Linked DNA regions of Homo sapiens: region 2 is linked to region 1. The links are chromatin contacts, found by Hi-C or POLR2A ChIA-PET in ENCODE. All regions are on one chromosome and are shown on one strand. The core of a region is the stretch at or near the end of the contact, and the rest is flanking DNA. Distances in the headings are between cores, read along the strand shown.

Evidence for each region. Hi-C counts contacts between places; a loop is a spot of excess contacts on that map. ChIA-PET counts read pairs that join two places held with the same protein, here RNA polymerase II (POLR2A). Pooled maps may share reads with other maps.
Region 2: a loop to region 1 is called in a map with no recorded cell type, with 4 times the contacts of the local background. The contact joins the promoter of PAOX here to the enhancer-like site in region 1. A Hi-C loop is called at or near these places in 2 of 37 single-sample maps with no recorded cell type and 2 of 50 pooled maps. POLR2A ChIA-PET finds 5 or more read pairs at or near these places in 1 of 52 experiments (HEK293).

The regions. Positions count from the first base shown.
Region 1 is chr10:132,550,115-132,553,933 of GRCh38, reverse strand. The region is part of intron 1 of INPP5A (inositol polyphosphate-5-phosphatase A); the gene reads right to left. Among named protein-coding and RNA genes, the nearest start is that of INPP5A, 14 kb to the right of the region's middle. RefSeq lists enhancers at 2,343-3,083, 3,084-3,819. Within about 2 kb of position 2,358, at least 7 of the 41 ENCODE cell types and tissues checked have a DNase peak (open chromatin) inside an H3K27ac peak, as active enhancers do.
Region 2 is chr10:133,377,749-133,381,204 of GRCh38, reverse strand. PAOX (polyamine oxidase) reads right to left here and starts at 1,943. Exons shown (of 7, transcript NM_152911.4): 1 at 1,708-1,943; 2 at 720-1,206. The coding sequence starts at 1,888. It overlaps LOC124902563 (a long non-coding RNA gene), which reads left to right and starts at 2,314. Exons shown (of 2, transcript XR_007062395.1): 1 at 2,314-3,456. RefSeq lists silencers at 1,608-2,017, 2,118-2,377 and an enhancer at 2,351-2,850.

The DNA.
Region 1 (3,819 bases), core at 1,109-3,608:
AATATTCCACCAAGGCTCTGAGAAGGCGTTCACCAATCCTCCCTCCCTATCCTACCCAATATGCCACCAAGGCTCTGAGAAGGCATTCACCAATCCTCCCTCCCTATCCTACCCAATATTCCACCAAGGCTCTGAGAAGGCGTTCACCAATCCTCCCTCCCTATCCTACTCAATATTCCACACCAAGGCTCTGAGAAGGCGTTCACCAATCCTCCCTCCCTATCCCACTCAATATTCCACACCAAGGCTCTGAGAAGGCATTCACCAATCCTCCCTCCCTATCCTACTCAATATTCCACACCAAGGCTCTGAGAAGGCATTCACCAATCCTCCCTCCCTATCCCACTCAATATTCCACATCAAGGCTCTGAGAAGGCGTTCACCAATCCTCCCTCCCTATCCCACTCAATATTCCACACCAAGGCTCTGAGAAGGTGTTCACCAGTCCTCCCTCCCTATCCTACTCAATATTCCACCAAGGCTCTGAGAAGGCGTTCACCAGTCCTCCCTCCCTATCCTACTCAATATTCCACCAAGGCTCTGAGAAGGCGTTCACCAGTCCTCCCTCCCTATCCCACTCAATATGCCACCAAGGCTCTGAGAAGGCGTTCACCAATCCTCCCTCCCTATCCTACCCAATATTCCACCAAGGCTCTGAGAAGGCGTTCACCAATCCTCCCTCCCTATCCTACCCAATATTCCACCAAGGCTCTGAGAAGGCGTTCACCAATCCTCCCTCCCTATCCTACCCAATATGCCACCAAGGCTCTGAGAAGGCGTTCACCAATCCTCCCTCCCTATCCTACCCAATATTCCACCAAGGCTCTGAGAAGGCGTTCACCAGTCCTCCCTCCCTGTCCTACTCAATATTCCACCAAGGCTCTGAGAAGGCGTTCACCAATCCTCCCTCCCTATCCTACCCAATATTCCACACCAAGGCTCTGAGAAGGCGTTCACCAATCCTCCCTCCCTATCCTACCCAATATTCCACCAAGGCTCTGAGAAGGCGTTCACCAATCCTCCCTCCCTATCCTACCCAATATGCCACCAAGGCTCTGAGAAGGCGTTCACCAGTCCTCCCTCCCTGTCCTACTCAATATGCCACCAAGGCTCTGAGAAGGCGTTCACCAGTCCTCCCTCCCTATCCTACCCAATATTCCCCCAAGGCTCTGAGAAGGCGTTCACCAATCCTCCCTCCCTATCCTACCCAATATGCCACCAAGGCTCTGAGAAGGCGTTCACCAATCCTCCCTCCCTATCCTACTCAATATTCCACCAAGGCTCTGAGAAGGTGTTCACCAATCCTCCCTTCCTATCCCACTCAATATGCCACCAAGGCTCTGAGAAGGCATTCACCAATCCTCCCTCCCTATCCTACTCAATATTCCACCAAGGCTCTGAGAAGGCGTTCACCAATCCTCCCTCCCTATCCCACTCAATATGCCACCAAGGCTCTGAGAAGGCATTCACCAATCCTCCCTCCCTATCCTACTCAATATGCCACCAAGGCTCTGAGAAGGCGTTCACCAATCCTCCCTCCCTATCCCACTCAATATGCCACCAAGGCTCTGAGGAGGTGTTCACCAGTCCTCCCTCCCTATCCCACTCAATATGCCACCAAGGCTCTGAGAAGGCGTTCACCAATCCTCCCTCCCTATCCCACTCAATATGCCACCAAGGCTCTGAGAAGGCATTCACCAATCCTCCCTCCCTATCCCACTCAATATGCCACCAAGGCTCTGAGAAGGCATTCACCAATCCTCCCTCCCTATCCCACTCAATATGCCACCAAGGCTCTGAGAAGGCGCCACCAATCCTCCCTCCCTATCCCACTCCAACTTCACCAAGGCTCTGAGAATGCGCCCATAAATGCTCCCGAGTGAATGGGAGACAAGGATGCAGGAGGACACAGCCTCACACAGAAGCTCTCCTGGTCCTTGGGCCTCCTGCTCCACCAACAGACTCAGCACAGCAGAATCAGAGGACACCTGGACCCCTGTGTGGGGGGTACTGCCAGGTTGGGCCGCAAGGCAGGCAGAGCTCCAAACCCCAGGGACTCCCCGAGCAGAACCCAGTTTAATCGTGCAGCCGACTATTCAGAGAAGACCCCGGCTGGCTCTTCTGACAGTCTTGGTCAGTCCTGCCTCTGTCCCCCTGGGTCCTGCCTCTGTTCCCTAGCTGGTCAGGCCCATTCCCACCCCACGTCCCTCCAGCCTGGGCCCAGGCCTCCACCTTCCACCTGTGTACGACGCACACACTGCCCACTGCAGCAGCGAGGGAGGCACAGCCGTTACAGCAAACAGGAAGTTGCAACAGCTCTGAAAAACCGTAACGGTGATGGAGAAAATTAAAGCAAGTCATATGTCCCCACAAGTCTGTGTGCTACTTGGACAGATGTCTTTCTCAAGAGAACCAGCTCCTCTGAGAGTCCCACCCAAATCCCCCCACATGACCCACAGTGGCTGGTCCACTTTGCACCCAGGCGTATGGCAAACACTTGCTGACCCAGAAGCCCGGTGTCCCCCGACCACCTGGAGGGACGCTGCAGGCAGATGACGGTGGGCTGGCCTGTCCCCTAACTAAGGCACTCTTTGCAAGAAACAAAGCAGCAGGCAGTCAACCCAGTTCTCAGCTTCACACTCGCAGGCTCATCCATGTGGTCAGAGTGCCAGGGACCACAGGAAGGGGCTCCCCACTCAGCTCTGCAGTCTAACATTCACAGTGCCAGCAGGTGGCAACTGACAGCCGCTCAGAAGCCTGAAAGGTAGGCAAGGGAGGGTGCTCAGGGATAAGGCTCCACAGCTGCCCACCAGGCTCGCACTCTGGGCCTCATCCCCATCATCTGCTCAGTGGGCTCAGGCAGGAACCTGGACCAAGCAGCGTGTGGCTACTGAAGCCACTGGCCCAAATGGACCACAGTGCAGCCCCTTTCAGGTGGACCCCTTTCCAGGTGGCCTGCAGAGTCCCCACCACATGGCCCACTGTCACCCAAGGATGGCCAGGTCCACCCTAGAGAGCCACGCACCCAATGACCACCCTGAAGGCCAAACGCCATAGGGGCCAGTTGGTGGCCAAAGAGACAACAGCTATGTCTGGCAGAACCGCCCCTGCAGTGCCAAGGATCTAAGACAACAGGAGGCGAGGTCAGCGACCATGGCCCCTCACACTCTGGCGGCTGCCACCTCCACCGTCTTCCATGAGGTCAGGCGGGACCAAACTAGTGTTTCCACTTGTTTTAATAGTGAAATAGCCAGACACCCCCACTCCCAGCTGTCCTACAGTGGACGTCCTGTGGCCAGCGAGCCCAGCCAGAATGCCGGCTTGGCCACTTGCATTCAGAAGGTTCGTACCATGCGGCTCACAGCCAGGCCCTCTCAGCACGTCAAGGGACACAGCTGCCGGTTCACGGAAAAGCTCAGCCCAAGGGTGTCGCTTCCCTCCTCTCACGGGCGCTGCTCCAGGTGTGGTGAGGTGCACCTTGGAGTGACAGCAGTGTCACAGGTGGCACTAGCTATGCAGAACCTCAGAGTTGCTGCTGAGACCTGCACCTGGACTCCCAAAAACCACTGACACCCAGGAGAGAGCGGTCGCTGGAGAGGACAGGGACTACTGGCCAGAGGCCTGAGACAGCCCCCCGAGCAGCCTCATTACATCCCTGAGAGGCTGGGTGAAGTGAATTAACCTGCGGGACCACTCTGACCCTAAACAGTGGCAATGTGGTCTCCTAAGCTCTCTCTGCTCTCCCCGATAAATACTAATAACTCAAGACTGACCCCATCTTCTACTGCCTGGTTAGTAACTCGAGCCTGACCCCATCCC
Region 2 (3,456 bases), core at 694-3,193, 830 kb before region 1:
CCTTACCACCACAGAGTTCCTGACTCACAAATGCCCATTGCCTGGCCAGGAGCCTTGGGGCCAACACCAGGGGTGACGGGACAGCCCGAGGAGGGTCTCATCTGCACCTGGTACCTGGCAGCCACCCTGCCACAGGGAGAGGGCCTGTCTGGCCCCCTCTGCAGTTGAAGCCCCTCATAAATACAGGAGCAAGAGAAGTCTTTACTCTTCTTCTTTTTTTCTCTTTTGAGATGGAGTCTCACTCTGTCGCCCAGGTTGGAGTGCAATGGCGCAGTCTTGGCTCACTGCAACCTCCGCCTCCCAGGTTCAAGCAATTCTCCTGCCTCAGCCTCCCGAGTAGCTGGGATTACAGGCATGCACCATCACGCCCGGCTAATTTTTGTATTTTTAGTAGAGATGGGATTTCACCATGTTGGCCAGGCTGTTCTTGAACTCCTGACCTCATGATCCACCTGCCTCAGCCTCCCAAAGTGCTGGGATTACAGGCGTGAGCCACCGCACTCAGCCTTACCTTTCCTTCTTTTAAACACTCTCTCTCAGAAATAACTTTTTTGGCTTAAATGAGCAAAACTAGGGAAAGGAGCAACCAGTCTGTCGGAATGGGGAGGACAAATGGTCTCCTGTCCCTCCCATACCCAAGCAAGAGCGGAGCTCAGCCAGCCCCGGTGCCCTGGGGAGCCTGGTGGGAGGACTGGCGGGGCAGGGGCTCAGGCACGCACTTAGAAAAGGTGCAGTCCAGCCCCGGCAGCACGGTATACTCCCCAAAGGGTGCCAGGGCCACCAGGTCCATGCTGTGGGTGCCGCTCACACAGCATTCCAGGTTGAAGAAGGAGTTCAGGACGGCCAGCTTCAGCTTCCTGGTCTCCTCATCCTCTGTCCAGCCGGCCACGTGCTGGCCAATCTCCTTCTTGAGGTACTCCCCGACGCTGGGCACCGGGGTCTCTGCAGCGTGCAGGAACTCCCGGGTCTGGTCTATCAGGCCGTAGAACAGAGTCGCCATCTCCGCCACCAGCTGGAGGCTCACGCTGGCCCCGGAGCTGGCGTAGCTCACGGAGGGCAGGCCCACGTGACCCCCGGTCTCCACCAGCTGGTTCTCCTGGGACAGCTCCTTCTCCCCCAGCAGCCCGTACTCAGCAGCCAGCTGGAAGACGGGGTTACCCCGGGAGGGCCCATGGATCCAGTGCGCGCCCACCTCCACCACGCCACCTGCGAGGGGACAGCAGATGCCACCTGGAGGTCCCTTTCCTAGAAGGGTCACCCCGAGCCCTTCTCCTGGGCCACGCCCACGCTGGCCTTCCCAAGGAGGATGTACCACACTGTCCCCAAGGGCCCTGTGGTCCCCCAGGGCAGGGCCCTGTCAGACCCAGTTTAAGGGGAGCACCTGGGCAGGAGGGCACTTGTCGGGCGGTGTGGACCAGAGGGAGGGGCGCAGGGTGGGCGTACCCCGGGGCTGGGGGGGCCCCCGTGGGGCAGAATCAGGGCGGCCTTGTGGAGCCGTAGGTCGCCTTCCCTGGCCGGCGCCCTCCTGACTAACTCTGAGCCCTGAGTTTCGGGGCGGTGAACTCTGGCGGATTAAGCGAGCGGGGATTCCCTCGGGGAGCCCGGTGAGGCGGCCGGGCAGGTCGGCTGCGCGCAGGGCAGGTTGGGGCCGGCGAGTTCGGGCGCAGCCGGTTGGGTTCCGGGAGGGGCTCCGGGAGGGGCGGTTACCGAAGCAGCGCTCCGAGCGGATGCGGCCCCCGGCGCGGGCCGTGGCCTCCAGGACCCGCAGGTGCGGGAAGGCGGAGTGGCCGCAGAGCCTCTGCGCCGCGCCCAGCCCCGCGATGCCGCCGCCCACCACCAGCACCCGGGGTCCGCCCGGGGCCTCCCCGACGCTGCCGGTCGACTCCATCGCGCGGTCCGGGCAGTCCGAGGGCTTCTGAGTAGCCGGGAGGTCTGGAGCTCTCGGAGGAGGCCGGAGGCGGAGCGAGGGGGCGGGGAGGCGCTGGGAGGGGCGGGGAGGGGCGGGGAGGCGCGGGGAGGCGCGGGGAGGGGCGGGGAGGGGCGGGGAGGGGCGGGGAGGCGCGGGGAGGGGCGGGGAGGCGCGGGGAGGGGCGGGGAGGCGCGGGGAGGCGCGGGGAGGCGCGGGGAGGCGCGGGGAGGGGCGGGGAGGGGCGGGGAGGGGCGGGGAAGGGGCCGGGCCGAGCCCCACAGTGCGCCTCGGCCTCCGCGAGCCTCCGGACTGGGCTCGGGTCTCAGAGGGAAGCGCCCCGCGTGGGAGGGCCCGCGAGGACAGGCGTCAGGGAGCGTCCCGCGCTGCCGGGCGGTGCGCGCGAGCGTCCCCATGGAGGGAGAAGCCGGCCGGCCGGGCGGGCCAGTGTCTCCTCCAAGGGAGACGAGGGCGCAGCGAGCGCTTCCCCCAGGGACCCGCGTCGAGTGCGAGGGCGCAGTGGGTCTGGGGGTGCCACGGTGTCAGGGGTGGGACCTGGGAGAGCTTAACGCGTCCGGAGGGGGGCTGTGAAAGCCTCCAGCATCGCCAGCGAGCCGTCAGTTCGCGTGTGCGCGCGCCTGCGTGTGCGCGTGTAGTCACAGGGCTGCAGGGACACAGGACCAAAGTACAAAGTACACTCGCAAAGTACAAAGTTCAGAAGCCGAGGGCAAGTGCAGAAACGTCCCTCGCCCGGGAAGTTGAGCGCACACCCAGGCACGCCTGTGTTTCTGGAGAATCCCCGGTGCAGGCGGCCGAGTTTTCTGCTGCATCGCAGCCCGCGGGGGTTGGAAAGGCTCCCGCCCTGTTTTCAGGCGCGTCCCCGCCTCCTGAGCCCCGGTCCTCTGCCGAGGGGCCGCGCGCTCCAGTTTGCCAGCGTGAGCTTCACTCTTCGCTCTCGGCGTGGGCCTCCTGAGCCGTGTCTTACTTTCCTTTGATTCCCTCTCGTCCCAGCTGGAGAAAAGGCTCCCGGAAGGGTGACCTGGTGTCGCTGGATTCCACTCCCCATCACTCCCTAGCCAACCCCGCGAGCTGAGCTCCAGGCAGGGAGAGGGGCGGGTGCCTGGGAGTCGGGCTGACTCCCTGGGCGGTGGCGGGCAGGGGTCGAGCGTCCTCTGTCCGTCAGGGGCCCGCAGCACCAGGAGGCGACGCTGGATGCAGTGGCCATCTCCTCCTGCCTCCAGGCCATGGGGAACCCAGGGCGGATCCCGGGTCAGCAGGGCCAGCTGTCCACCAAGCTGACCCACCCGACATGCCAGGACTAAGGAAAGAAGGGCTGCCCCACACCCTTAGTCGGATGGCAAGTGTTTGGGGTGCAGCCCCCGCCACGAGTGTCACCTGTTCTGCCTGAGCAGGCTTCTCTCTTACTCCCTGCTCTTGGGCCTGAAGCAGAGCCGCTGGCTCAGTGGGGCGCTCCATTCTGAGGTCCCTGGCATGCACCACGGAAGCCCAGCGGGACCACCCACCCACCTGCCCCAGCTCCCCAGCGGAGG